2 separate regions of the Homo sapiens genome follow, and region 2 is linked to region 1. A link is a loop called in an ENCODE intact Hi-C map of the cell type or tissue named here. Cell type or tissue: psoas muscle. All regions are shown on one strand. Each heading gives the region's core, and the rest is flanking DNA. Links, peaks and the distances in the headings are about the cores only. Region 1 overlaps LOC105376299 (a long non-coding RNA gene). Region 2 overlaps FAM78A (family with sequence similarity 78 member A).

The links. Peaks named below come from ENCODE experiments on the same cell type or tissue, not always from the same donor. Only the 100,000 strongest peaks of a DNase experiment are listed, where the experiment ranks them.
Region 2: a loop joins it to region 1, with 2.5 times the contacts of the local background. A loop is called at or near these places in 16 of 110 quality-filtered maps.

The regions. Positions count from the first base shown.
Region 1 is chr9:131,329,280-131,344,706 of GRCh38, reverse strand. The region is part of intron 1 of LOC105376299 (a long non-coding RNA gene); the gene reads right to left. Among named protein-coding and RNA genes, the nearest start is that of PLPP7, 47 kb to the right of the region's middle. RefSeq lists an enhancer at 13,626-14,580. In psoas muscle, for the core only: a CTCF peak has its summit at 8,280 (motif pointing right); DNase peaks (open chromatin) are centred at 8,306, 9,836 and 10,456; H3K27ac peaks cover 2,689 bases.
Region 2 is chr9:131,248,807-131,264,233 of GRCh38, reverse strand. It overlaps FAM78A (family with sequence similarity 78 member A), which reads left to right. Exons shown (of 2, transcript NM_033387.4): 2 at 2,884-6,156. The coding sequence ends at 3,412. Among named protein-coding and RNA genes, the nearest start is that of FAM78A, 20 kb to the left of the region's middle. RefSeq lists enhancers at 1,482-1,531, 7,585-7,764, 8,145-8,294, 9,851-10,352, 11,548-11,597 and a silencer at 11,304-11,620. In psoas muscle, for the core only: no CTCF peak of the experiment used is centred there; DNase peaks (open chromatin) are centred at 5,933, 7,813, 9,943, 11,483 and 3 weaker places; H3K4me3 peaks cover 1,057 bases; H3K27ac peaks cover 6,273 bases.

The DNA.
Region 1 (15,427 bases), core at 4,653-12,652:
TCTGCAGCCTCTGCTGGTGATACCCAGGCAAACAGGGTCTGGAGTGGACCTCCAGCAAACTCCAACAGACCTTCAGCTGAGGGTCCTGACTGTTAGAAGGAAAACTAACAAACAGAAAGGAATAGCATCAATATCAACAAAAAGGACATCCACACCAAAACCCCATCTGTAGGTCACCAACATCAAAGACCAAAGGTAGATAAAACCACAAAGATGGGGAGAAACCAGAGCAGAAAAGCTGCAAATTCTAAAAACCAGAGTGCCTCTTCTCCTCCAAAGGATCGCAGCTCCTCGCCAGCAATGGAACAAAGCTGGACAGGGAATGACTTTGACAAGTTGACAGAAGTAGGCTTCAGAAGGTCGGTAATGACAAACTTCTCTGAGCTAAAGGAGGAGGTTTGAACCCATTGCAAAGAAGCTAAAAACCTTGAAAAAGGATTAGATGAATGGCTATCTAGAATAAACAGCATAGAGAAGACCTTAAATGACCTGATGGAGCTGAAAACCATGGCACGAGAACTACGTGACGCATGCACAAGCTTCAGTAGCCGATTTGATCAAGTGCAAGAAAGGGTATCAGTGATTGAAGATCACATGAATGAAATGAAGCGAGAAGAGAAGTTTAGAGAAAAAAGAACAAAGCCTCCAAGAAATATGGGACCAGGTGAAAAGCCCAAATCTACCTTTGATTGGTGTACCTGAGAGTGACGGGGAGAATGGAACCAAGCTGGAAAACACTCTTCAGGATATTATCCAGGAGAACTTCCCCAATCTAGCAAGGCAGGCCAACATTCAAATTCAGGAAATACAGAGAACACCACAAAGATACTCCTCAAGAGGAACAACCCCAAGACACATAACTGTCAGATTCACCAAGGTTGAACTGAAGGAAAAAATATTAAGGGCAGCCAGAGAGAAAGGTTGGGTTACCCACAAAGGGAAGCCCATCAGACTAACAGCAGATCTCTCAGCAGAAACTCTACAAGCCAGAAGAGAGTGGGGGCCAATATTCAACATTCTTAAAGAAAAGAATTTTCAACCCAGAATTTCATATTCAGCCAAACTAAGCTTCATAAGTGAAGGAGAAATAAAATCCTTTACAGACAAGCAAAGGCTGAAAGATTTTGTTACCACCAGGCCTGCCTTACAAGAGCTCCTGAAGAAAGCACTAAACATGGAAAGGAACAACCGGTACCGGCCACTGCAAAAACATGCCAAATTGCAAAGACCCTCAATGCTAGGAAGAAACTACATCAACTAACGGGTAAAATAACCAGCTAACATCATAATGACAGGATCACATTCACACATAGCAATATTAACCTTAAATGTAAATGGGCTAAATGCCCCAATTAAAAGACACAGACTGGCAAATTGGATAAAGAGTCAAGACCGATCAGTGTGCTGTATTCAGGAGACCCATCTCATATGCAAAGACACACATAAGCTCAAAATAAAGGGATGGAGGAAGATCTACCAAGCAAATGGAAAACAAAAAAAGCAGGGGTTGCAATCCTAGTCTCTGATAAAACAGACTTTAAACCAACAGAAATCAAAAGAGACACAGAAGGCCATTACATAATGGTAAAGGGATCAATTCAACAAGAAGAGCTAACTATCCTAAATATATATGCACCCAATACAGGAGCACCCAGATTCATAAAGCAAGTCCTTAGAGACCTACAAAGAGACTTAGATTCCCACACAATAATAATGGGAGACTTTAACACCCCACCGTCAGCATTAGACAGATCAACAAGACAGAAGGTTAACAAAGATATCCAGGAACTGAACTCAGCTCTGCACCAAGTGGACCTAATAGACATCTACAGAACTCTCCACCCCAAATCAACAGAATATACATTCTTCTCAGCACCACATTGCACTTATTCCAAAATTGACCACATAGTTGGAAGTAAAGCACTCCTCAGCAAATGTAAAAGAACAGAAATCGTAACAAACTGTCTCTCAGACCACGTGCAATCAAATTAGAACTCAGGATTAAGAAACTCACTCAAAACTGCACAACTACATGGAAACTGAACAATCTGCTCCTGAATGACTACTGGGTAAATAATGAAATGAAGGCAGAAATAAAGATGTTCTTTGAAACCAATGAGAACAAAGACACAATGTACCAGAATCTCTGGGACACATTTAAAGCAGTGTATAGAGGGAAATTTATAGCACTAAATGCCCACAAGAGAAAGCAGGAAAAATCTAAAATTGACACCCTAACATCACAATTAAAAGAACTAGAGAAGCAAGAGCAAACAAATTCAAAAGCTAGCAGAAGGCAAGAAATAACTAAGATCAGAGCAGAACTGAAGGAGATAGAGACATAAAAACCCTTCAAAAAATAAATGAATCTAGGAGCTGGTTTTTTGAAAAGATCAACAAAATAGATAGACCGTTAGCAAGACTAATAAAGAAGAAAAGAGGCCGGGCACGGTGGCTCACGCCTGTAATCCCAGCACTTTGGGAGGCCGAGGCGGGCGGATCACGAGGTCAGGAGATCGAGACTATCCTGGCTAACACAGTGAAACCCCGTCTCTACTAAAAATACAAAAAAAAAAAAAAATTAGCCAGGCGTGGTGGTGGACGCCTGTAGTCCCAGCTACTCAGGAGGCTGAGGCAGGAGAACGGCGTGAACCCGTGAGGCGGAGCTTGCAGTGAGCTGAGATTGCACCACTGCACTCCAGCCTGGGCGACAGTGTGAGACTCCGTCTCAAAAAAAAAAAAAAAAAAAAAAGAAAAGAAAAGAAGAAAAGAGAGAAGAATCAAATAGACACAATAAAAAATGATAAAGGGGATATCACCACCGATCTCACAGAAATACAAACTACCATCAGAGAATGCTAAAAACACCTCTATGCAAATAAATTAGAAAATCTAGAAGAAATGGATAAATTCCTGGACACATACACCCTCCCAAGATTAAACCAGGAGAAGTTGAATCCCTGAATAGACCAATAACGGGCTCTGAAATTGACGCAATGGTTAATAGCCTACCAACCAAAAAAAGTCCAGGACCAGATGGATTCATAGCCAAATTCTACCAGAGGTACAAAGAGGAGCTGGCACCATTCCTTCTGAAACTATTCCAATCAATAGAAAAAGAGGGAATCCTCCCTAACTAATTTTAGGAGGCCAGCATCTCCTGATACCAAAGCCTGGCAGAGAAACAACAAAAAAAGAGAATTTTAGACCAATATCCCTGATGAACATCGATGCGAAAATCCTCAATAAAATATGCCAAACCAAATCCAGCAGCACATCAAAAAGCTTATCCACCACGATCAAGTTGGCTTCACCCCAGGATGCAAGGCAGGTTCAACATACACAAATCAATAAACGTAACCCATCACATAAACAGAACCAAAGACAAAAACCACATGATTATCTCAATAGATGCAGAAAAGTCCTTCAACAAATTCAACAGCCTTTCATGCTAAAAACTCTCAATAAACTAGGTATTGATGGGATGTATCTAAAAATAATAAGAGCTATTTATGACAAATCCACAGCCAATATCATACTGAATGGGCAAAAACTGGAAGCATTCCCTTTGAAAACTGGCACAAGACAGGGATGCCCTCTCTCACCACTCCTATTCAACATAGTGTTGGAAGTTCTGGCCAGGACAATCAGGCAGGAGAAAGAAATAAAGGGTATTCAGTTAGGAAAAGAGGAAGTCAAATTTTCCCTCTTTGCAGATGACTTGATTGTATATTTAGAAAACCCCATCATCTCAGCCCAAAATCTCCTTAAGCTGATAAGCAACTTCAGCAAAGTCTCAGGATACAAAATCAATGTGCAAAAATCACAAGCATTCCGGTACACTAATAACAGACAAACAAGAGCCAAATCATGAGTGAACTCCCATTCACAATTGCTTCAAAGAGAATAAAATACCTAGGAATCCAATTTATAAGGGATATGAAGGACCTCTTCAAGGAGAACTACAAACCACTGCTCAACGAAATAAAAGAGGACACAAACAAATGGAAGAACATTCCATGCTCATGGATAGGAAGAATCAATATGGTGAAAACGGCCATACTGCCCAAGGTAATTTATAGATTTAATGCCATCCCTGTCAAGCTACCAATGACTTTCTTCACAGAATTGGAAACAACTACTTTAAAGTTCATATGGAACCAGAAAAGAGCCCGCATCGCCAAGTCAATCCTAAGCAAAAAGAACAAAGCTGAAGGTATCATGCTACCTGACTTTGAACCATACTACAAGGCTACAGTAACCAAAACAGCATGATACTGGTACCAAAACAGAGATATAGACCAATGGAACAGAACAGAGCCCTCAGAAATAATACCACACATCTACAACCATCTGATCTTTGACAAACCTGACAAAAACAAGAAATGGGGAAAGGATTCCCTATTTAATAAATGGTGCTGGGAAAACTGTCTAGCCATATGTAGAAAGCTGAAACTGGATCCCTTCCTTATGCCTTATACAAAAATTAATTCAAGAAGGATTAAAGACTTAAATGTTAGACCTAAAACCATAAAAACCCTAGAAGAAAACCTAGGCAATACCATTCAGGACATAGGCATGGGCAAGGACTTCATGACTAAAACACCAAAAGCAATGGCAACAAAAGCCAAAATAGACAAATGGGATCTAATTAAACTAAACAGCTTCTGCACAGCAAAAGAAATTACTATCAGAGTGAACCTACAGAATGGGAGAAAATTTTTGCAATCTACCCATCAGACAAAGGGCTAATATCCAGAATCTACAAAGAAACAAATTTACAAGAAAAAAAATCAAACAACCGCATCAAAAAGTGGGCAAAGGATATGAACAACCACTTCTCAAAAGAAGACATTTATGCAGCCAACAGACACATGAAAAGATGCTCATCATCACTGGCCATCAGAGAAATGCAAATCAAAACCACAGTGAGATACCATCTCACACCAGTTAGAATGGTGATCATTAAAAAGTCAGGAAACAACAGGTGCTGGAGAGGATGTGGAGAAATAGGAACACTTTTACACTGTTGGTGGGAGTGTAAACTAGTTCAACCATTGTGGAAGACAGTGTGGTGATTCCTCTAGGATCTAGAACTAGAAATACCATTTGACCCAGCGATCCCATTACTGGGTATACACCCAAAGGATTATAAATCATGCTAATATAAAGACACATACACACGTATGTTTATTGCGGCACTATTCACAATAGCCAAGACTTGGAACCAACCCAAATGTCCATCAGTGATAGACTGGATTAAGAAAATGTGGCATGTATACATCATGGAATACTATGCAGCCATAAAAAGGATGAGTTCATGTCCTTTGCAGGGACATGGATGAAGCTGGAAACCATCATTCTGAGCAAACTATCGCAAGGACAGAAAACCAAACACTGCATGTTCTCACTCACAGGTGGGAAGTGAACAATGAGAACACTTGGACGCAGGATGGGAAACATCACACACTGGGGCCTGTTGTGGGGTGGGGGGAGGGGGGAGAGATAGCATTAGGAGAAATACCTAATGTAAATGATGAGTTAATGGGTGCAGCAAACCAACATGCCACATGCATACACATGTAACAAACCTGCATGTTGTGCACGTGTACCCTAGAACTTAAAGTATAATTTAAAAAATAAAATAAAAATAAATAAATAAATAAAGTGTTAAAAAAAGAAAGAAATATCAACATGAACTTATGAATTTGGGGGTAGCCTTCCTGTCTTTGGCACACTGGAAGAGCTGTGGCGTAGTTTCTCAGGGCTACGGTAACAAAATGTCACAAACTGGTGGCTTAGAACACAGAAATGTTCTGCCCCAAATTTCTGGAGGCTTGAGGTCCAAAGTGAGGGGGTGGAAAGGGCCACGCTGTGTCTGAAGGTGCTGGGAATCCTCCCTCCCAGGCCTCTCTGCAGCCTCGGCCACGCTGCGTCTGAAGGTGCTGGGAATCCTTCTGCCCAGGCCTCTCTCCAGCCTCCAGCAGCCTCCAGTGTTCCTTGGAGTGTGGCGGAGTCACTCCTGTCCTCCCTCTTCACAGCCTGTCTTCTCCCTGTGTCTTTTTTTTTTTTTTTGAGACAGAGCTCTGTCACCCAGGCTGGAGTGCAGTTGTGCAATCACAGCTCACTGTAACCTCCGCCTCCCAGGTTCAAGCAATTCTCCTGCCTCAGCCTCCCAAGTAGCTGGGATTACAGGCATTCACCACCATGCCTGGCTAATTTTTGTATTTAGTAGAGATGGAGTTTCACCATGTTGTCCAGGCTGGGCTCGAACTCCTGGGCTCAGGTGATCCACCCATCTCAGCCTCCCAAAGTGCTGGGATTACAGGCGTGAGCCACTGCGCCCGGCCTTCTCTCTGCGTGTTAATGTTGCTTTCCCTCTTTCCTTCTGCATGTCTTCTCTGTGTGGCCATTTCTCCTTTCTATTTTTTATTTATTTATTTATTTTGAGACAGAGTCTTGCTCTGTTGCCCAAGCTAGAGTGCAGGGGCATGATCTTGGCTCACTGCAACCTCTGCCTCCCAGGTTCAAGTGATTCTTCTGCCTCAGCTTCCCAAGTAGCTGGGATTATAGGCATGCACCACCATGCCTGGCGAATTTTTATATTTTTAGTAGAGACGAGATTTCACCATGTTGGCCAGGCTGGTCTCGAACTCCTGACCTCAAGTGATCCACTTGCCTTGGCCTCCCAAAGTGCTGGGATTACAGGCATGAGCCAATACGCCTGCCCCCCTCCTTTTGATTTTAATTTCATATTTTTGAGATGGAGTCTTACTCTGTGGCCCAGGCTGGAGTGCAGTGGTGTGATCCTAGCTCACTGCAGCCTCAAACTTCTGGGCTGAAGTGATCCTCCTGCCTCAGCCTTCGGAGTGTCTGGGACCATGGCATGTGGTGCCACCACACCCGGCTAGTTTTATGTTGTTATTGAGACAGAGTCTTCCTATGTTGCTCAGGCTGATCTCAAACTCCTGGGCTCCTCCCACTTCAGCCTCCTAAAGTGTTGGGATTACAGGCGTGAGCCACTGCACCGGGCCACATTTCCCCTTTTTATAAGGACACCGGTCATATTGGATTAGGGTCTCACCCCCCGATGACCGCATCTTAACCCGGTTACCTCGGTAAAGACCACATGAGGTCACATTCTGAGGGACTGGAGGTTAGAACATCAGCATATTTTTTTGGGGACGCACAATTCACCCCTTAACAGCCTGTAAGCAAAGACAACTTGGTAGCAGCGAGCACAGCAAGCTCTCAGATCCTGGGGCATTTGCTGCTGGCCTTCCTCAGGTCAAAAGATCTGATGCTGCCCCTACTCCACTCACACATCCAGCTGAGGCCCAGGGGTTGCAAAAGCCTGGACTGGAGGGTGTGAGGACCTTTCACGAACGCCGCCTACCCTGAGCTAGCTGGGGGTCCCTGTGCATTACGCAGTCAGGCTGGAGCCCTGGCCCCAGCGGCAGGTGTCAGATTAGAGAAAGAGGGGCTGTAGCTAGGCCAGCTCCCTCATGTTGCAGATGAGGAAACTGAGCTCAGGGGATGTGGGCTGATCTTGGACCACAGAGGATGTTAGTGTTGGGGCCGCACTGGGATCAGGTCTTCCGAGCTCTCCCACCCCTCTCTGCCACCCGCAGCTTGGACACTCCTTGCTCTGGGAGGCCTCCATGGCCACCTGGGCCAGGGCCCTTCATTACGCATCCTACTGCACTGATCGTGACACACAGCCCCTCTCCCCTCATCTCCTCCGGCCCCCATCGCTCCGCGCTGACCCCACTGACCTCTCGCTCTTCCTTGAACTGGCACAGGCCTTCGCTGGCCTCCCAGGTCTCTGCAAAGATCTCTCCCTCACTGCTTCGGGTATTTCCTCAAAGGTGGGCTCCCTGGCCATCGCATCTCAAACACAAGCCTCCTGCTGGCTCTTCCTAGTTCCTCTCCGTAGCTCTTACCACCGGAAAGTTTTGTGATCCTGTTTACAGAGGAGGACTCTGGAGCTCAGGGAGGGTGTGGCTTGTGCAGGCCACTGAGAGGGCAGGACCAGGACCCAGACTTGACTGTCACATTGATGCCCAAACCAGGCAGTGCTGCCCTTTGAGCCTCCAAAGGGAAGGGAATGGGTCTCATTCTCTTTGTCCTCCTTCGCCGTACCATGCTGGTGCATATGTAATAAGGGCCATGAATTTAACTTGATCAGAAAGGGCACATTTTGGACTCCAACTTGGGATAGGAAAGCTCCCTGGCCACCTGAGTTGGATGCCCCTGCAATGACCACCTTTTCCCACTAGAGGGCGCTGTAGGACAGAAACTCAGCCGAGAGTGGCCCTGACAGCCGGGTCCATTGAGACCAGCCTGGACAGCCAGGGCTCCCAAGGCTCGCCCTTCAGGACAGCTGCCTCACTGGGTCCTTATAGCAAAACCAGAAATGAAGTACCATTACCATCCCCACTTTACACATTAAGAAATCGAGGACCAGCCTGGCCAACATGGTGAAACCCCGTCTCTACTAAAAATAGAGAGAAACCCCATCTCTACTTGGAAGGCTGAGGCATAAGAATCACTTGAACCTGGGAGGCGGATGTTGCAGTGAGCCAAGATCGAGCCACTATACTCCAGCCTGGGCGACAGAGTAAGACTCTGTCTCAAAAAAAAAAAAAAAAAAAAAAAGGCCAGGCACGGGTGGCTCACGCCTGTAATCCCAGCACTCTGGGAGGCCGAGGCAGGCAGATCACGAGGTCAGGAGATCGAGACCATCCTGGCTAACACAGTGAAACCCCATCTCTACTAACAAATACAAAAAATTAGCCGGGTGTGGTGGTGGATGCCTGTAGTCCCAGCTACTCGGGAGGCTGAGGCAGGAGAATGGCGTGAATCCGGGAGGCGGAGCTTGCAGTGAGCCGAAATCGTGCCACCCACTGCACTCCAGCCTGGGCGACAGAGCGAGAGTCTGTCTCAAAAAAAAAAAAAAAAAAAAAAAGAAAGGAAAGAAAAGAAAAAAGAAACCAAGGCTCAGGCCGAGCAGTGTGTGGCTCATGCCTGTAGTCCCAGCACTTTGGGAGGCTGAGGCCAGAGGATGGCTTCAGCACAGGAGTTGAGGCCAGCCTCGGCAACATGGTGAGACCCCCGTGTCTACAAAAACAAATACAAATGTTAGCTGGGTGTGGTGGCACAGGCCTATAGTCGCAGCTACTCAGGAGGCTGATGTGGGAGGATTGCTTGAGCCCAGGAGGTCAAGGCTGCAGTGAGCTATGATTGTGCCACTGTGTTCCAGCCTGGGTGACAGAATGACACCTTGTTTCAAAAAGAAAGAGAGAGAGAGAGAGAGAGGGAGGGAGGGAGGGAAGAAGGAGAAAAGAAAAGAAAAGAAAAGAAGGAAGGAAGGAAGGAACCAAGGCTTAGTGTTGATAAGGGATTTGTCCCAAGTGAGCACCTTAGAAATGGGAGAACCAGGGCTGCAACTCAGCTCCCATCCCAAACCCACACTGTTGGCTGCTCAAACCCCTTCCCTCTCCCAGGCTGCTTGGCTCTGTCTTTCCTCCTGGATCCCTTCTAGGAAGGGTCCCTTCAGCTCGGTGAGATTTGCCCAATATGCTCAGCAGTGGGTTGGGGGGCTCCCCCACATTAATTTGTTCTGGGAGACTCTGGGCTGTGGGGCTGCTAGGGGGCACCTGGAGAAGGAGTAGGGGTGGGGCTGTGTTGCCATGGGGAGGGGGATCCGGGCCGCAGGGCTGGGAGTCCTTCTGTTCCAGCCCCTGGCAGAGCCGGCCCCCTGGGAACCGGCCAGGCTTATTAATATCCTGCTGAGTCAGGGGGCGCTTGAGTTTCGGCATCACAAGACCCAGAGGCTGAGCACTGCAGGGATATTCTTAACTCCCCAGGCACCCTCTCCCTCCCACCGGCCCTGCCCACCCCTGGCTGGGGCCTTGCAGGCCTGAGTTGCCACGTGGCCTGGGGTAAAGCACTTCCCCGGACTGTGAAATGGAGACAAGAACTGTCCTGCCCCGGCTGTAATTAGACAGTGTTCCTAAACGGTTTGATGTATGCGAAGGGCTAAGAAGCAAGAGCTGTCCTGGAAAATGCTTTTTTTTTTTTTTTTTTTTTTTTTTGAGACGGAATCTCGCTCTGTTGCCCAGGCTGGAGTGCAGGGGCGTGATCTCAGCTCACTGTGACCTCTGTCTCCAGAGTGCAAGCCATTCTTCTGCCTCAGCTGGAATTACAGGCGCCCACCACCACGCCCGGCTAATTTTTGTATTTTTAGTAAAGACGGGGTTTCACTATGTTGGCCAGGCTGTTCTCAAACTCCTGTCGTCAGGTGATCCTCCTGCCTCAGCCTCCCAAGTGCTGAAATTACAGGCATGAACCACCGCACCTGGCCTAGAAAATGCTTTTTTGAGGACCTGCTACACAGGGGCCCTGGCCTGGAGGCTGGGGTCCTACAGCAAGGGGTGGCGCAGCCCCTCTCTTACAGAGCTCACTGCCTGCACCCACAGGCCCCCGCCAGCAGCCTCAGCTGAGTGGGCTCGGCCAGGGCTGGACACAAGCTGGGCCTGGGTTTGAGCTCTCCTGGCCATTTGGAATCGGGTCTGGGAGACTCTGGTCACATGGGGTGGGCTCTGTCTAACTGGAAGAGAAACTGGACTTGGGGTGAGGGATCCATGAGGGGCAGCCATGATAGCAGAGGGGGCTGGTCTGCAGAGGATGGAATGAGGCACATGCACAAAAGCCCGGGGCCCCAGGAGAGAGGCTCCCCTGCTCCCAGCTCTGCCCCTTGCACCCTCTTCCCAGCCCAGGTTCCAGGAAGCTGCCCTGTGTCCTCAGACACTGCCCTCATGGCTACTCCCAACCCACACAGCCCTGCAGAGGCAGGTGGAGGGGAGAGCACTTCTTCATCTCCGGGCCCTTGGGATTCCAGCAGTCATGGTTTTTGTGTTTTTTTGTTTTTGTTTTTGTTTTTGAGACAGGGTCTTGCTCTGTTGCCTAGTCTTGTCTTGAACTCCTGGGCTCAAGGGATCCTTCCTCGTTGGCCTCCCAAAGCACTGGGAGCCAGTGTCATGGTTTAAAAACCGTTTACAGGGCTAGGTGTGGTGGCTCACGCCTGTAATCCCGGCACTTTGGGAGGCCGAGGCGGACAGATCACGAGGTCAGGAGATTGAGATCATCCTGGTTAACACAGTGAAACCCCATCTCTACTAAAAATACAAAAAATCAGCTGGGCGTGGTGGCACATGCCTGTAATCCCAGCTAGTGTCTTTCTCTGTCACCCAAGCTGGAGTGCACTAGTTGGGAGGCTGAGGCAGGAGAATCGCTTAAACCTGGGAGGCAGAGGTTACAGTGAGCCGAGACTGCACCACTGCACTCCAGCCTGGGCGACAGAGTGAGACTCTCTCAAAAACAAAAACAAAAACAAAAACAAAACAAAAAAAACCACATTTACATGCCGGGTGTGGTGGCTTGTGCCTATAATCCCAGGACTTTGGAAGGCCGAGGTAGGTGAATCACTTGAGGTCAGGAGTTCGAGACCAGCCAGTCCAACATGGTGAAACCCTGTCTCTACTAAAAATACAAAAATAAGTTGGGCATGCTGGTGGGGGCCTGTAATCTCAGCTACTTGGGAGGCTAAGGCAGGAGAATCACTTGAACCCAGCAGGTGGAAGTTGCAGTGAGCTGAGATCACACCACCACACTCCAGCTTGGGTGACAGAGAAAGACACTATCTAAAAAAAACAAAAACAAAACATTTACTGAGGGCTTACCAGTCCCCAAGCCCATTTTGCGTGCAATATGTGTGCCATCTCCCCAAACCCTCATGAGGTGCCTTTGAGGTAGGTACTTGGTTCTCCTCTTTTTTTTTTTAGATGGAGTTTCACTCTTGTTGCCCAGGCTGGAGTTCAGTGGGCTCACTGCAACCTCCGCCTCCCGGGTTCAAGCGCTTCTCCTGCCTCAGCCTCCCAAGTAGCTGACACTACAGGAGGCTGCCACCACGCCCGGCTAATTTTTGTATTTTTAGTAGAGATGGGGTTTTACCATGTTGGCCAGGCTGGTCTCAAACTCCTGACCTCAGGTGATCCGCCCACCTCGGCCTCCCAGAGTGCTGGGATTACAGGCGTGAGTCACTGCGCCCGGCTGGCCGGTTCTCCTCATTTTACAGATGAGGAAATGGAGTCTTACACGGTAAGTCAAAGCCACTAAGTAATGGAGCTATGCCTCGAATCTGGGCCTGGCTGATATCTGAGCCCTGATTCTTAACCTTCATTCTAGACTCATTCATTCAGTGTGACATCTGTAGATTTGTCGACACAATTAATGGGTGAATAAAATAACTTCAGGCTGGGCGCACTGGCTTATGCCTGTAATCCCAGTACTTTGGGAGGCTGAGGTGGGAGGATCACTTAAGCCCAGGAGTTTGAGACCAGCCTGGGTAGGTGAGACCCCCCTGTCTCTATAAAAAATTAATAAATTAGTCAGGCATGGTGGTGCATGCCTATAGTTCCAGCTACCCTGGAGGCTGAGGCAGGAGGATCGCTTGAGCCCAGGAAGTAGAGGCTGTAGTGAGCCATGATTGTGTCACTGCACTCCTGCCTGGGTGACAGAGTGAGATCCTGTCTGAAAAACAAAACAAAACAAAACAAAACAAAACAAAAAAAACCAACTTTGTACCTAGCAAATTCCTCTTTTCATGTCCTTGACCCCAGGGGCCCTTACACTGTGAGCCCCTGGGGACAGTGACTGGGTCTCCCTCCCCTCACTCCCACCCCCATGCACACACAGGGTCCGCCCAAGGCTGTGCTCCCTGCACAATTTTTTTTTTGAGATGGAGTCTCGCTCTGTCGCCAGGCTGGAGTGCAATGGTGCGATCTCACCTCACTGCAACCTCTGCCTCCCGGGTTCAAGCAATTCTCCTGCCTCAGCCTCCCAAGTAGCTGGGACTACAGGCGTGCACCACCACACCTAGCTACTTTTTGTATTTTTAGTAGAGATGGGGTTTCACTATGTTGGCCAGGCTGGTCTTGAACTCCTGACCTCAGGTGATCCACCCACCTCAGCCTCCCAAAGTGCTGAGATTACAGGCATGAGCCACTGTGCCCAGCCCGCTCCCTGCACATTTGATGGATTCCAGGGTACTCTGTGAACACTGACCCCTCTTCAAATCCTGCCCACAGCTTGTCAAATGGGGCCTCAGCGCAGAAGGCCAGCAGGGCCCTTATCAGTCAGCCCCACATGTGTCTGAGAGCCCACAGCAGGCAGCCCATTCTATGCCAAGCCCCTCACGAGCCCCGTTATCAAGGGACACATTCCAGCCAGGCCTCCCTTGTAAGGAGGGGAAGAGAAAGCCTGCCGCTTTCCGGCCAAGTGGGGAGGGGGCGCAGGGGCAGGAAGAGGATTATCACAGCAGGAAGGCCAGATGCTGGACTTGTTTCTTCAGGCAGCTTGAGAAAACACCACTGGGCTGGCTTGGCCGCCCTCAGGCCTAGAATGTGACCCTTCTCAGGAGGGGACCCCCTCCCTGCACTGCTGGGGTGAGGGTAGGTGGGGACAGGGACAACTGGTTCTTAGGAAGCCAAGAGAGCTCGTGTTTGCTCCCAGGAGCCTGGATGTGGCTGGTGAAGGTGGCTGGGGGTTTAGCCAGAGGCTGGAGGATTCTTCTGGGGAGGGTCTCAAAGCACCTTCCCCCGTGTGGCCTGCTCTCCCCAGGCTCAGCCAGCACCTGCCACGGGGGAGGACTCCAGCTGGTGAAAGAATAAACGAGCCAGAATGCAGGCCTGAAGGCTCAGGCTTTCTTTTTTTTTTTTGAGATGGAATCTCGCTCGTCACCAGGCTGGAGTGAAGTGGTGTGATCTCGGCTCACTGCAACCTCCGCCTCCCGGGTTCAAGCGATTCTCCTGCCTCAGCCTTCCGAGTAGCTGGGACTACAGGCGCGCACCACCATGCTTGGCTAATTTTTGTATTTTTAGTAGAGACAGGGTTTCACCATGTTGGCCAGGATGGTCTCGATCTCCTGACCTCGTGATCCACCCGCCTCGGCCTCCCAAAGTGCTGAGATTACAGGTGTGAGCCACTACTCAGCCTGGGTTTTCTTATTTTGTAGAAAATCCATTTCCCTCGTGCAATACTTGATGAGTCAGGCTTGATAGTGGGTGGTTGAGGATTTGGAGACACAAATCAGGTGGCTGGGTTGGATGTTGGAAAAGTCAGTAAGCTTTGCTGAGTCTCAATTTTCTCATCCTTAATGATAGATATTGGAAGCTCTTTCTTCATGTGGCAGTGTGTGTCAAGGGCTTAGTATAGAGCTGGCCCTGGTGGGTACTGCTGAAACTCTCTCTGTGGGCCACATACACGCACACGCACACACACACACAGTCACACTCACACATACACACACTTAGCACTAATTAAACAGCAGGTGGCCAGGCATGGTGCCTCATGCCTGTAATCCCAGCACTTTGGGAGGCCGAGGTGGGCGGATTGCTTGAGCTCAGGAGTTCGAGACCTTCCCTGAAAACCCCATCTCTACCAAAAATACAAAAAATTAGCCAGGCACGGTGGCGCATGTCTGTGGTCCCAGCTACTCTGGAGGCTGAGGTTGGAGGATCACTTGAGCTCAGGAGATGGAGGTTGCAGTGAGCCGAGATTGCATCATTGCACTCCAGCCTGGGTGACACAGTGAGACCCTATCTCAATAAATAAGTAAATGAATAAACAGCAGGCATAGCCAGTCTCTTTACATGGATAAGCACACTCAATCCTCATCAGCACTCTGAGAACAAGATACAGTTGTTATTCCCATGGTACAGATGAAGAAACCGAGGCTTAGATGAATGAAATCACTTGTCTAGGGTCACACCAGCCTAAGCAGAAGAACAGGGTTGGATCCCAGGCTGTTTGACCTCAACATGTGCATTCTTGGTGCCACATTTTCATGCCTTCAAATGGATTCATGAACCACTCATGGCCAAGGCAAGATGCAAAGAGCAGCCTGTGCCATGCCCTCCAAGGTCCCCCTGATCACAGAGGAGCTTGCCAGACCCTGTGTAGACTCCACTTCCCTTTGCACAAACCCTCGAGCCTGGAGCCTTGTCTTTCCAGCCGTTGGTAAACCAGAAGCAGCAGACGGGGAAGGTGGTGCCGGCTCAGCCCAGCGAGGCACGCAGAGGCCACAGCACCACATACTTCTGAGGGTCTGGGAGCAAGGCTGGTGCAGGGAGGCTTTTGAGGGGGACCGGGAGGACTCTAGAAACAAAGCCAGCCACGCCCCTCAGCTTGGGGGGAAACAGCTCCCGACACATCACCAGCCCCTAAGGTGTCACAGCAGAGTCACCCAACAGTGAGAAGCCTGGGAAACAGCGGAGGGGCACCGGCTTTGAGTTGCACATGAGTGGCTCAGATTTCAGTGCTTCAGGGGCCTCAGCTTTTGAGTCATGACTGTGGGAGCCCTGAG
Region 2 (15,427 bases), core at 4,275-12,274, 80 kb after region 1:
GGCTATTTTGCTGCTCAGTCCTGCTCCCCCAAACCAGACCTTCAGCTCTTTGCAAACGAAAGAGGGGGCAAGGCCAAAGCGGGGTTCCTTATGCAAGTTTGCTTCCTGCCCTGAAAAACCAAAAAAACGGAAAACTTTTCCAAGCAAGTGTAAGCACTGTGTGAGGACAGAGTGGGCGTTTCCTTCTGAAATAGGAGACTAGGCCCCCAGTGGGCAAAGAGACCCTGACCCGCTTCTCCATCTGTGCGGGGGAATGAATGAGCAGGCTCACCCTGTTGTCATCCTGCCTGCTGCTGTGGGGCCCCCCTAGATCTTAGGAATTGCTGGGTACTTCCGGACAGTGAGGTTGTCTGAGCTGCCTGCAGGTTCCCTGAGTCTGGGTACTCAGGGGCTGGGCAGGAGATGCCCATTAAGCAGGTGTTACTCTAATGAGTGAGCTTTTCAATGAGATGAACAGGAAAATTAGCAAAATCATGTTCCTAATCATTCCTCCTGCGGCGGCCCCAATTTTGCTAACTGTTAACATTATATGATGCATAAGTAGGGGAATGCATTTTTAAAATTATGGTAAAGCCTATGTAACATTTTATAAAATTGACCATTTTATTTTATTATTAATTTTTTTTTTTTTAAGACAGGGTCTGGCTCTGTCACCCAGGCTGGAGTGCAATGGTATGATCTCGGCTCACTGCAACCTCTGCCTCCCAGGTTCAAGCGATTCTCCTGCCTCAGCCTCCCGAGTAGCTGGGATTACAGGTGCCTGCCACTACGCCCAGCTAATTTTTGTATTTTTAGTAGAGACGGGATTTCAGCATGTTGGCCAGCCTGGTCTCGAACTCCTGACCTCAAGTGATCTACCGTGCCCAGCCAAAATAGACCATTTTAATCATTCATAAGTGTACAGCTCAGTGGCATTAGGTCTGTTCAAATTGTTTTGCAGCCTTCACCACCATCTATCTTCAGAACTCTTTTCTTTTTCTTTTTTTTTTTTTTTGAGATGGAGTCTTGCTCTTATCGCCCAGGCTGGAGTGCAGTGGTGTGATTTCGGCTCACTGCAACCTCCGCCTCCTGGGTTCAAGCGATTCTCCTGCCTCAGCCTCCTGAGTAGCTGTGATTACAGGTGCCCACCACCATGCCTGGCTAATCTTTGTACTTTTAGTAGAACAGGGTTTCACCGTATTGCCCAGGCTGGTCTGGAACTCCTGACCTCAGGTGATCCACCTGCCTCGGCCTAACAAAGTGCTGGGATTGCAGGTGTGAGCCACTGCGCCCAGCCCAGAACTCTTTTCATCTGCAAAACTGAAACTTCGTCCCCAAGAAATATCAACTTTCCGTTCCTCTTTCTCCCAGCCCCTGGCAACCTCCATTCTACTTTCTGTCTCTATGAATTTGACAACACTAGGGACTTCACATAAGTAGAATCACACAGTTTGTGTTTTTTTGTGGCTGGCTTATTTCACTCAACATAACGTCCTCAAGGTTGATCTGTGTTGTAGCCTGTGTTGGAACATCCTTCCTTCTTAAGGCTGAAGAACATTCCATTGTACGTATGTAGCACATTTTGTTTATCCATTTATCTGTCGTTGGACACTTGGATCGCTTCTGCCTTTTGGCTATTGTGATTAATTCTAGGAACAGGAATGCATTTTTTTTTAGAGGTAGGGTCTCACTGTGTTGGCCAGCCTCGGCCTCCCAAAGTGCTGGGATTAGAGGTGTGAGCCACTGCGTCCAGTTGGGAGTGCTTTTTTTTTTTTTTTGCAGACAGAGTCTCACTCTGTCACCCATGCTGGAGTGCAGTGGCACAATCTCAGCTCACCGCAAACCCAGCCTCCCAGGTTCAAGCAATTCTTCTGCCTCAGCCTCCTGATTACAGGATTAGAGGCATCTGCTACCGTACCCCGCTAATTTTTTTTTTTTTTTTTTGGAGACAGAGTCTCACTCTGTCGCCCAGGCTGGAGTGCATGGCGTGATCTCGGCTCACTGCAACCTCTGTCTCCTGCCTCAGCCTCCTGAGTAGCTGGGACTACAGGCGCATGTCACCATGCCTGACTAATTTTTTCTATTTTTTTTAGTAGAGACAGGGTTTCACCATATTGGCCAGGGTGTTCTCAAACTCCTGACCTCATGATCCGCCCCCCTTGGCCTCCCAAAGTGAATTTTTGTATTTTTAGTAGAGACGAGGTTTCACCATGTTGGCCAGGCTGGTCTTGAACTCCTAACCTCAAGTGATCAGCCTGCCTCAGCCTCCCAAAGTGCTGGGATTACAGGTGTGAGCCACCACGCCCGGCCAGGAGTGCATTTTTAACAGTAGCTTGTTCCTGGGAGTACCCGCTGTGCACGTAGGTGAGCAGAAGGCGCAGTGGGCGCAGGGTGTCCTGAGCTTCCCTGTTACAGGTGCCTTGGTGGAAATGCGCCGGGGTCCCAGGCCCCACCGCTTGGCCAAATGTCCTTAGGAAAATGTAGCCTCACTCTCCACCCCCAGCCCACCACTTCACTTTCTGTATCTGCCGGGTGGGGTTGCATGGAGAAGATTGTCTGTGAGCCTGTAATGTTAAAGTAAGGGGCCCCTACAGTCTGGGGTGGGCTCCCAGATGCTACTATATCCATGGCCACATGGGAGTGTGGGATCTGTATGTCCCTAGAGCAACTTGGGCCAGGCCGGCCACCTTCTTCTGTCTGAGGGTTATGATTGTAACAGCAGCAGTGATGACAGTGACTCCGAGCTACTGTCTGACCCCCTGCCCCCAGAACGTCAAAGGGGACCGGGTGGTCTGCTGGGTCCGTTCCATCCTCAGGGCCCAGGACAGCCCCTGGCCTGCCAGGGGGACACAGAAAGCCCTCCTTGAGTGACCGAGTGAGTGAACTGGCCTTCCTTGTCCTCAGGTCCAGCTGGGAGCTCCCCGACCTCCAGGAGGGCAAGATCCAAGCCATCAGCGACTCGGATGGGGTGAACTACCCCTGGTACGGCAACACCACAGAGACCTGCACCATCGTGGGCCCCACCAAGAGGGACTCCAAGTTCATCATCAGCATGAATGACAACTTTTACCCCAGCGTCACATGGGCCGTGCCCGTCAGCGAGAGCAACGTGGCCAAGCTCACCAATATCTACCGGGACCAGAGCTTCACCACCTGGCTGGTGGCCACCAACACCTCCACCAACGACATGATCATCCTGCAGACGCTGCACTGGCGCATGCAGCTCAGCATCGAGGTGAACCCCAACCGGCCCCTGGGCCAGCGCGCCCGGCTGCGGGAGCCCATCGCCCAGGACCAGCCCAAAATCCTGAGCAAGAATGAGCCCATCCCGCCCAGCGCCCTGGTCAAGCCCAATGCCAACGATGCCCAGGTCCTCATGTGGCGGCCCAAGTACGGGCAGCCGCTGGTGGTGATCCCGCCCAAGCACCGGTGACAGCCAGGACCACCCGCTAGGTTAGACTCACAAATAATAATACCGCTGAAAACAAAACTCAGACTCACTCTTCAGTCATTCAGCAAGATACAACCATTCTACCCTCTCCAGCGGGCGGATCTCACTGTGCTGATGCCCCCGGGAAGGCCTCCCCGGCTCTCGGCACCTGCTTCCTTTCAGGGAGAGGGGAGATCTAAGCAGGACAGACAGACCCCACGTGCGCCCTCAGGGTGACCTCTGGTCTCCTTGCCTCTCCTTTTTCTCAGTTTCAGTCGCTCACTTGTAACAGATTCCCTGAAACACTGCTTTTTCCGTTTTTTAAAAAAACTCCTCTTTTGGGGGCTCAGGGGCAGGAGGAGGGGGAGCTGATTAGGAGGGAAGCTCCAGCCCCCGATCAAAGAGACAGATCCACACTGCTGCCGATTTGTGGCGCTGGCCGGCCTTCCCCCCAGGTCCCTCCGCCCTCTGTCATGCGGCCTTATGTAGACTTGCTTTGCCAAACTTTTGCCTTAAGCTGAATTGAAAGGAAGAAAACCAATCGGAGAAAGAAAGCAGGATCTCTTTTCTACCGGACTTTTCCTCTTCTGCCAGAGGTGGAGGGAGGGTTGGGGTCGCCCGCGAGAGTCTCTTGAGCCCTTCTTCCCGGTTGTCTTGGGAGAAGGGTGAGGATGGGCATTTAGACCCGAAACCAGCTGCTCACTCTTTCTTTTTGGCAGAAATAAAACCACAGGTAGATTCTGCCTGAACAGCCCCTTCTCTCCCTCCACCCCCAGGTCGTATCCCTGCACCTGCGGAGAGGGGCTGTGAGCTCTGGCGGGGGGTGGCTCCACCAGTCGCCTGGCCTCTTCTCCCCTCTCTTCCCAGCAGCCTTAACTTCCCTTGGGCGGCTCTAGGAGGAGAGAGGCAGGCTCCTGTGAGCCCAGGGAATTTTCACCCTCTCAGTCCTCAGGACCCACCCCCAGTTGAGTCCCTGGCCCTTCCTCCAGGTGTGTGGCTTTTTCCTTCTCCATCCACACTGGTCCCAAATGCCTGGGGGCCGGCCACCTGGACCGCCGACACACAGCCTCAATGTTAGTCTCAAAGGTAAGGAAGGCATTCACGTCCCTTCTTGCAGGGCATTTTAAGACTTGAATCGGGTGGGCCCCGGCCCCTGTGGCTGGCTGGCCCCTGGTGTACTGTAAAAGGGCCAAGACAGGGCTCGTTCTCAGGGGCGCCCCTCCCAGGCCCTCAGGGCAGCGGGACGGTGCAGTCAGGCTCTGGGTGCCACAGTGATGGAGGTGGAAGGCACCCAAGCTCTAGGGAAGTCTTGGGAGGCAGTCGGCCGAGCCCCTGCTTCCTGTCCTCAAATAAGTGAATCCAGGCCAAGGGCTGGGAGGGCTGGGTGGGCTTATCGTCGAGAGGGTTCAGAGCCACTCTGGAGGCTGGGCTGGCACAGTGGAGAGCAACAGGTGAGGACAGACGTCTGGAAGCCCATCCCTGGGACCTGCCCTCCCTCGGTCCCAGGTCACTGGAGCTCCAGGGCTTACTTAGTCCTGACCCATTGTGCCAGGGTTCTGAGCAGTGTCGGCCTTGTGGCCACTTGCAGGGGCTATTAGGGGACATCCCGCTGAAGCCACGCTCCTTCCAGCTTGCCAAACCCACAGCTACCCGCCCGGGACCCACACTCAGCCTAATAATTATCAAGCACAGAAAACCGTCCATTTAGAAAAATAATCCATTTCTGCTGCAGATGAGCCACTTGTAAGAGTCTCCGTGACAGCGTGGGACGGTGTGGGAACCAAAGTCCCTGCCCTGCTCCTTTGTCCACGGGCTATTGCGTTTATTCAAGGGGTGCTTAATGACCGTTTAGCCACTGCCGTCGGTCTCCGGGCCCAGCTCGTGCCAGGAGGCTGTCCTGGGACACACTGGGCTGGAGCTGCCGGCTGGCACGGTGCTCAGGGGGCCCCTGATGGGGGCCAGGACCTCCCCGCAGAAACTGCAGGTTCTCTTGTGAGGATGGAGGCCGTGCCACCCCGAAAGGCAGTAGCCTTAGGGGAACAGTGGGTCCCAGCTGCATGTCTGAGGATGGGTGGGGACAGGGCTGGGACTCAGCTTTCATTCACTGGAGACTTCTCCACTCAGGTCTTTGTTGCACTAAAGCAGGGACAGGACCCTGGGGGTTCAGGAAGCGGGTCTCAGGCCGCTGGTTTATTCCTGGAGGTGGGGCTGGAGACCAGAATGGAAAGGGGCTTCCTGAGCTGCTAGGGGGTGAAGGACCCCCGAACCCGCATTTCTTGAGTGAGAGCAAACACTCGAGGCAGGAGCCAGCACCCCTCCCACTGCATGCCCGGCCCCCAGCCCACCTTGCCCCCTGACCCACCTTCACCCGTGCCCCTTCTTTCTGCCCTTCCTCACCGAAGAAGGGCTAGGAACACCCTGGAGAGGCTGCAGGTCCGGCCACGGACGCTCAGCTGAGCCCCGGTCTGCTCCTTCAGCCTCCTTGCTCATGTTGGAGCACAGGCCCCAGGCTTCCTGCCAGGGCCCCGATTCTTCTTATGTCCTCCAGCCCCGCCCTGGCGTGGACATCCACTCACTCCTTCCAGCAATAAGAACCGTCCTTGGTCGTGGAGAGTACTGTGAAACAAACCAATGCACTTACCAGGAGGCACAAGACTCTTGAAGAAGATGTACAATGAACCTTTTTTTTTTTACAAAAAACAAAAAGCAAATATTCATAAAGAGAAATAAAATGTAATTTTAAAGTAGGCTTGGCTAGGTCCTGGATGTTTCTGAAGTGGAGATTCACTTTGGGGTGGGTGGCTCAGCGGTGCTGGCTGCGGGGGTGAACGTATCTGGGGGGCAGGAGGATGGGCTGAGGCTGGGATCCCCGTACTCAGGGCCTGGGAGATGGGAGGAGGGAGCCAGCCTTTGAGTCCTGCTCCTTCCAGCTGCTTCTGTTCACAGCCCCAGCTCCAGCGAGAGCAGCCCTGCGGTCTCAGCCTTGCACCTGGAAGTGCCCCTGCCAGTGCCCTGCCTGGAGGGTGGTGGGCTTGGAGGTAGAGCTAGGAATTGGGGGCAGCTTGACTTTTTGGCGAACAGTAAAACCCCTATGTCAAGGGCGATTAAGGTTTAGATTGACCCTTAACTTGGGCCTGCAAAGCTGTCTTCTTGTGGACAAGCAGGACAGTGTCAGTCTGGACGGGGGCTCCATGCCCTGCCCTCAGCCAGCAGCTGTTGAGGGGTCCTGTGGGGCCCCAGCCTTGAATGGATACCATCTTATAAATGGAGCTTTCTTGTGTAAACATGGGTGGGGGCCCTGGAGGTCCTGGAGTGGCTGTGGGCTCTGAAGGTAGATCACAGGTTCAAGGCCGTTTATGTGAGCTTGAGCCCGACACTCAGCCCCTCTGAGCCCTACTTACTTTGTATGGAAAAATGGAGATGTGGCCAGGTGTGGTAGCTCGCACCTGTAATCTCAGCGCTCTGGGAGGCTGAGGTGGGTGGATCACTTGAGGTCAGGAGTTTGAGACCAGCCTGGCCAACATGGCGAAACCCCGTCTCTACTAAAATACAAAAATTAGCCCGGTGTGGTGGTGGGCACCTATAGTCCCAGCTACTCAGGAGGCTGAGGCAGGAGAATCACTGGAACCCGGGAGGCAGAGGCTGTAGTGAGCCGAGATTGCGCCACTGCACTCCAGCCTGGGTGACAGAGTGAGACCCTGTCTCAAAAAAAAAAAAAAAAAAAAAAAAAAAGGAAAAAGAAAATGGAGATTTTCAGAGGAGCTGCCTCCTGGCGGATTCAGTGGAAACTCCCTGTTCTTTCTGGGTGCGAACTCATTGAATCCTCATGACAACCCCACAAGGGAGGTGTTAACTGCCACCCCCATTTCACAGACGAAGGAACGGGGAGAGTGGACGCCAAGGAGCTGCCTGAGACCACATAGCTAGGGGAAGGCGGAGCCAGGATTCGAACTCTGGCCACAGAGCCACCTCTCGCCATAGCGCACTCTCAGTCTTGAGCCTGAGACGGTGGGGCCATGTGCAGTGTCCAATAACATTGGTGACTGTTACTGAGAAGGTCCCAGGCCTCTGCTCCCCCATCCTGGGTGCCCCGGGCAGGAAGTGCACCCCCCTCCCCACCCCGGAAGTCTCGGGGCAGTCAGTTCTTTCTGGCCCACAATGAGCCCATCTGATTCCCTTTGAGCAGGGGCCGGCTGCTGCACCCACCGCACACAGGCTCATCATCCAGGGTGGGCAGTGGCTTCTCTGCACCCCCACGGGGACAGGGAGGCCCCATGCACTCTGGGCATCAGAATTCGGGTCTTCTGTGGGTTCTCCACGTTGCAGCAAACCAACGGCGCTCACATCCTGCCTCCTGGGGCTGAGACACCAAAGCAGGAAATTGCATAACAGGCATTGCTGGCCGAGCTCCACGCAGATGGCTCCTGGGTGGTGCAGTTCACTGTCGTGGTTTGGCTTCTCGGTGTGGAGTCGGCTCCTGAGCTCTGCCCATGAGAGACTATGGTGTGTGTGTGTGTGTGTGTGTGTGTGTGTGTGTGTGTGTGTGTGTGTGTGTGTGTGTGTGTGTACAGAGAATGGGATGCAGGCCTAACCTGATAGCAGGGTTTCAGAAGCTCAGGAGAGCAAAGCCTTCATGCAGAGGCGCAGTGAGACGGGAGATGGGGAGACGCAGCTGAATCTGTGGGTAACAGTTTCGAGAGGGAAATGTACAAGGAGGGAGTTGTGAGTAAAGTGGATTCCAAGTGGCATTTAGTCACAGAGTGGAAGCCCTCCAGCCTCTCCAGCTGACAGCAGGTGAAATTTAGAAGTCCAGACTGGGAGAAGAGGCACAGACAGTAGATTCTGCCCAGCTGTCACGGGTTCCTCTCCAGGATCTGGGCCTGGGAGAGCCGGCTGTCTGGGCCAGGCCAGGCTCACCTGCCTGAGACATCCAGGGTCTGGGAGAAGCAGCTGCACAGCGACCCCATAACATCTCCACCTCCCACTTTCAAAGTCACTTCTCAGGAGAGCCTCTTCTGCTCTGGGGCTGTTTTAAATGGGACAGAGACTTGCTGTAGTCTGGGCCATGAGGCCAAACAGGAAAGCCCCTCTTGGAGCCCAAAAGAAGACAGTTTCATCAGGAAACAAAAAAGCTGATGGCCTGGCGGGGTGCGGTGGCTCACGCCTGTAATCCCAGAACTTTGGGAGGCCAAGGTGGGTGGATCACGAGGTCAGGAGTTCAAGACCAGCCTGACCGACATGGTGAAACCCTGTCTCTACTAAAAATACAAAAATTAGCCAGGCATGGTGGCGGGTGCCTATAATCCTAACTACTCAGGAGGCTGAGGCAGGAGAATCGCTTGAACCCAGGAGGCAGACGTTGGAGTGAGCCGAGACTGTACCACTACACTCCAGAGCCTGGGTGACAGAGTGAGGCTCCATCTAAAAAAAAAAAAAAAAAAGTGTGATGGCCTGTGGCGCTTGCAGGCCCTCGGAGGTTTCTAACAGCCCAGGTGATCTTCTGTCGCCTCTGGCTTGGTGGTTCTCTTGGTCATCCTCTATCCTGCTTGGGCGCCCCCACAGAAATGGCTTCCCACCTGGTTGGGGTCTGGGCATAGGATGAAAGCAAATATTTTACTGTGTGACAGTCCAAAAATTGCCCATCAGGATCACAGGGCACAACCAGCCACTCCGGTGCTGTCCAGGCCCCTTCCTGCCACTGCTGACCCTTCAAGTATGCTCTTCCCCTTCAATCAGTGAGGACGCTGCCCCACAGAAGGGACCAAGGGGCTTGCCAAAGGTCACTTTTCTGGGAAGATGCAGAGCTAGGCTGGTTTCAAACACCCGGCCTTTGACCCCGTGCTTTGTCTCAGCTCCTTCTATGACACCCCAGCCTTCTGGTACCCCAGTTCTACCAGACTGCCCTCAGCTGTCCTGTTGCTAAGGTTCCTCGGCATGACGCTGAGTCCGAGTCCTTAGCAGCCCTGTTGACCCTGGACGATGGAAACTTTTTTTTTTTGAGACGGAGTTTCACTCTTGTCCCCTAGGCTGGAGTGGAATGGTGCAATCTCAGCTCACTGCAACTTCTGCCTCCCGGGTTCAAGCAATTCTGCCTCAGCCTCCTGACTAGCTGGGATTACAGGCGCTCCACGCCACGCCCGGCTAATTTTTATATTTTTAGTAGAGATGGGGTTTCACCACGTTGGCCAGGCTGGTCTCGAACTCCTGACCTCAGTGATCTGCCCGCCTCGGCCTCCCAAAGTGCTGGGATTACAGGCTTGAGCCACTGCGCCCGGCCGATGGAAACTACTAAATGCAAGCGAACACGTCGGAGTGAATGAACTCCATCTCTGTGCCTGTGTGCAGGGAGGTGAACCCGAAATCAACATGGGAACTGGCGAAGGCCAGCCCAGCTCCCTTCAGGCCCAGACGGCACGACTTGGAATGCAGAGGCAGGATTAGTTCCTGTATCAGCCTGAGCCCTGGTTCTTATTTCATGTTCCCTTTTCAATCAGACAGAAGAAGGGTGGGTGTTTACGGCGGGCCAGACACAGCTGGGAGCCCTGCACTATTCCTGGCTGCCACTTGCCTTGCTGAGTGAGGCCAGGCTTGTCGCTCAACCTCACATGCCTGAGTTTCCTAATCGTCAGGCCAGAGACACGCACACTTACCCTGTCCTCCCCGGTCCGGGGCCCAGCAAAGGCATAGCAGTTGTGCTCCGTGTTAAACATGCAAATGGAGCCCCCAGAATAATCACACTGAGCACCAGGGCTTAGCTCAGAGACCAGGGACTCTTCTCTCTAAATACGGCTCAATTCTTCTGCAACATCTAGACCACAGGGGCCTGGCTTAGTGATGTGGGATTCTCAGCATCCATGACAAATGCAGACTGAATGCTGGTCAGACAGTCACACAAACGTATTAAAATGCTTTACCTCAGCTTTATTGGGATACAGTTCACATACCACACAACTCACCTATTTAAAGTACGGTTCTGGCTGGGTGTGGTGGCTCCTGCCTGTAATCCCAGCACTTTGGGAGGCCAAGGCGGGCAGATCACCTGAAGTCAGGAGTTCAAGACCAGCCTGGTCAACATGGCGAACTCCTGTCTCTACTGAAAAAAATACAAAAATTAGCAGGGCATGGTGGCACACGCCTGTAATCCCAGTTACTCAGGAGGCTGAGGCAGGTGAATCACTTGAACCTGAGAGGTAGAGGTTACAGTGAGATTGCACCACTGCACTCCAGCCTGGGTGACAAAGACTCCATTTAAAAAAAAAAAAAAAAGTGTACGGTTCTGGCCGGTGCAGTGGCTCCTGCCTGTAATCCCAGCACTCTGGGAGACCGAAGTGGGAGGATCTTGGGCTCAGGAGTTTGAGACCAGCCTGGGCAACATAGTGAGACCCCATCTCTACAAAAAAACTTAAAAATTAGCCAGGCATAGGCCAGACTCAGTGGCTCATGCCTGTAATCCCAGCACTCTGGGAGGCTGAGGCAGGTGGATCACAAGGTCAGGAGTTCAAGACCAGCTTGGCCAAGAGGGAGAAACCCTGTCTCTACTAAAAATACAAAAATTAGCTGAGTGTGATGGCGGGCGCCTGTAACCCCAGCTACTCGGGAGGCTGAGTCAGAGAATTGCTTGAACCCGGGAGGCAGAGGTTGCAGTGAGCCGAGATTGTGCCACTGCACTCCAGCCTGGGTGACAGAGTGAGACTCCATCTCAAAAAGCTAACAACAACAACAAAAATTAGCTGGGCGCGGTGGCACATTCTCGTCATCCCAGCTACTCAGGAGAATGAGGTGGGAGGTCGAGGCTGCAGCGAGCCCTGATCGTGCCACCGCACTCCAGCTGGGCGACAGTGAGTCCCTGTCTCACAAAATAAAAGCAAATAGAAAGTGTACGGTTCTATGGTTTTAGTATATTCACAGATACGTACAATCACCTTGGCCCAGTTGGGCTCTAGAATAAAGTAACCATAGACCGGATGCCTCGTCAACCACAGAAACCAATCCTTCACAGTTCTGGAGGCTGGAAGTCCAAGATGAAGGCGCCCACAGTTTCTGCGTGGTGAGGGCCACCTCCTGGTTCACAGAAGCGCCTCCTCGCTGTGCGGTCATGTGACGGAGGCCGGAAGGCAGGTCCCACAGCCTCTGGGGAAGGAGAGCCCAGAGTAGCTGAGGAACTGGGGTGCCCACACCAGCCTGCTGGGGGCTTCAAATGTTCTTTTAGGAGTGACAAGGGAATCGACCTGCCCAGCTCTGCAGCCCTGGGGGCCACAGAGGACCGGGGCACAGCCGGCGCCTCTGCTCAGGGCTCCGGCCTCCATCTCTGGGAGCGAGCACCCGTGGATGCCTCACTCCACCCAGGGTCACTGTCGCGCAGCAGCAGCTTTCCAGAAGGCAGCCGGCCATTGACGAGTGACCAGGCGGAGACGGTGAAGGCCAGAAGTTCCTCCAGAGGCCGCGTGCCAGCCCCTCGCCTGTGAGGGGGGCCTGGGTCTCCGGGCTCCCCAGGACGGTGCTTCCTCTTGCAGCTGGGCCTGGAGGCCGGAGAGGGTCATGTGAGCCCTCCTGGGCGGGCGGTGCCTCTACGGCTGTGACCTTGAGCAAGTCCCCCTCCTCTCAGGTCTCGGTTTCCTAGGACATGGAGTGGGGACGGAGGTGGTTCCTCACCTCACGAGATTGCGGAGGCACGTGAAGCCGATGGTCCTGAGCTTCTGGACAAGTGCCCAGCCCAGAGTAAGCGCTTAGCAAATCCGAGTGATTCGGCGGCACCACTGAGCCTCGGTTTCCTCATCTGCAAGACAGGGTTACGCTTTCCTCACAGGGAGGAGGGTTCCGGGGGGTCATCAGGCAAGGCCCTCAGCACAGAACCGCCAATAGCTAACACCTATTATTGACCTTGTTGTAACAGGATGATAAAATGGTTTTCTTGACTGGGCGCCACGGCTCATGCCTGTAATCCCACCACTTTGGGAGGCCAAGGCAGGAGGATTACTTGAGCCCAGGAGTGGAGACCAGCCTGGGCAACATAGTAAGACCCTGATCTCTACAAAAAATAGAAAAAATTAGCCCAGCGTGATGGGGCATGCCTGTAATCCCAGCTCCTCCGGAGGCTGAGTCAGGAGGATTGCTTGAGCCCAGGAGTTCAAGGCTGCAGTGAGCTGTGATTGCACCACTGCACTCCAGCCTGGGTCACACAGCGAGACCCGATCCCTGCCCCACCCCCCACCGCCCAAAAAGCTTTTATTTGCTGCCCCAATTTTAGCTGAGACTTTGAGAGGACAAAACAATACAAGGGGTGAGGTCCCCCACCCCACAGGCCATCTTGCTGGACATGCTTTGAGGCTGTGCAGCGCCGTGGCCGGCATCTGTCCCGGGCCCACTTGGTATAAATGAGGCAGATAGATGAGGTGGGTGGAAGAAAGGCCCCTGGCCGAGCTGCTCATGTGGACCACGTGTCCCTTGGAGGGTGGGCTGCCTCCTTCCTGGTTGCAGCCTGACCGAGGTGGGCAGCCAGTGCCTAAGGTTTGATCCGTGTTAACCGCAATCACTGTCATTGGACTCATCATCAAAAGCATAGGTGCGGCCGGGTGCGGTGGCTCACGCCTATAATCCCAGCACTTTGAAAGGCCGCGGCGGGTGGATCACCTGAAGTGAGGAGTTCGAGACCAGCCTGGCCAACATGGTGAAACCCCATCTCTACTAAAAATACAAAAATTAGCCAGGGTGGTGGCAGGCTCCTGTAATCTCAGCTACTCAGGAGGCTGAAGTAGGAGAATTGCTGGAACCCGGGAGGCGGAGGTTGCAGTGAGCCGAGATTTCGCCATTGCACTCCAGCCCAGGCAAAAACAGCGAGACTCTGTCCCAAAAAAAAGGCATAGGTACATGTGGCTCCTGGAGTCAGAACTGTGGCTGGCCGCCTGCCTCCTTGGCAGGCAGTCACCTTCCCGGAGCTGCAGAACTTTTTCATCCTACAAATCTGAAACTACACACATTAAAGGACAGTTCCCCCTTCTCCTCTCTTTCCAGCCCCTGGCAGCCAGCACTCCACTCTAAGAGTTTGCCCTTTTGGCCGGGCGTGGTGGCTCACGCCTGTAATGCCAGCACTTTGGGAGGCCGAGGCGGGCGGATCACGAGGTCAGGAGATCGAGACCATCCTGGCTAACACGGTGAAACCCCGTCTCTACTAAAAATACAAAAAAATTAGCCGGGCATGGTGGCGGGCGCCTGTAGTCCCAGCTACTCAGGAGGCTGAGGCAGGAGAATGGCGTGAACCCGGGAGGCAGAGCTTGCAGTGAGCCGAGATCGTGCCACTGCACTCCAGCCTGGGCGACAGAGCGAGACTCCATCTCAAAACAAAAAAAAAAAAGAGTTTGCCCTTTTTTTTTTTTTTTTTTTTTTTGAGAGGGAGTCTCACTCTGTTGCCCAGGCTAGAGTAGAGTGGAGTTCAGTGGCGCCTCTCAGCTCACTGCAACCTCTGCCTCCCAGGTTCAAGTGATTCTCCTGACTCAGCTTCCTGAGTAGCTGAGATTACAGGTGCCTGCCACCACACCTGGCTAATTTTTGTATTTTTAGTAGAGACAGGGTTTCACCATGTTAGCCAGGCTGGTCTCGAAATCCTGACCTCAGGTGATCCACCCTCCTCGGCCTCACAAAGTGCTGGGATAACAGGCATGAGCCACCGTGCCTAGCCTTGAATTTCTCTTAAGTCTTAAGAGTAGGAGCAGGGGAGGTGATGTTGCTCAAACTCTTTTTTTAAAAAAACAGCTTTTTTTAGGTATAATTAACATATAATATGTAAAGTGAACAATTTTTTAGTTTTTAAGAGATAGGGTCTTGCTGTGTTGTCCTGGCTGGAGTGAAGTGGTATGATCGTAGCTCACTGTAGCCTCAACTTTCCAAGCTTAAGCCATCCTCCTGCCTCAGCCTCTGGAGTAGCTGGGACTATAGGCACAAGCTACCAAACCTGCTATTTTTTTTTTTTTTAAGACAAAGTCTCACTCTGTTGCCCAGGTTGCTCACTACAACCTCCGTCTCCCAGGTTTAAGCAATTCTCCTGCCTCTCCTGAGTAGCTTAGATTACAGGCACCTGCCACCACGCCTGGGTAACTTTTTGTATTTTTAGTAGAGACGGGGTTTCACCATGTTGGCCAGGCTGGCCTTGAACTCCTGACCTCATGATCCACACGCCTCGGCCTCCCAAAGCACTGGGATTACAGGCGTGAGCCACCATGCCCAGCCTAATTTTTGTATTTTTTGTAGAGATGGGGTTTCGCCATGTTGGCCAGGCCGGTCTCAAACACCTAAGTTCAGGCAGTCCTCCCACTTCGGCCTCCCAAAGTGCTGGGATTATAGGTAAGAGCCACTGCACCCAGCTATTAATACTTTCTTTTATGGATTATGCTTTTGGTCTAAGAAATCTTTGTTTAATCCAAGATTATGAAGATTTTCTCCTGTGTTTTCTTCAATAGTTGATTTTATATTGATGTCTATGGTCCAATTTTGAGTCAGTTTTATATGTGCAGGGCAGGAGTCAAAGTTCTCATTTTGGCACATGGAGACCTAATCGTCCCGGCAGCTTTTGTTGCAAAGCCTGTCCTTTCTCACTGTGTTACCTTCCACCTTTGTCGAAAATCAAGTGACCAGATACGTGTGGATCTATATCTGGATGTTCTATTCTGTACAATTAACCTATGTTTCTTTAAATCTTAACACCAGGACCACATGGTCTTGAATAATGTAGCTTTCTAATATGTCTTTTAAAATAATAGTTGTATATATTTTGGAAGTACATGTACTATTTTAATAATTTATATATATAAATTATATATATTATTATTATTATTTTTTTTTTTTTGAGATGGAGTCTCCATCCGTCTCCCAGGCTGGAGTGCAATGGCACGAACTCGGCTCACTGCAACCTTCACTTCCTAGGTTCAAGTGATTCTCCTATTTCAGCCTCCTGAGTAGCTGGGACTACAGGAGTGCACCATCATGCCTAGCTATTTTTTGTATTTTTAGCAGAGACAGGGTTTC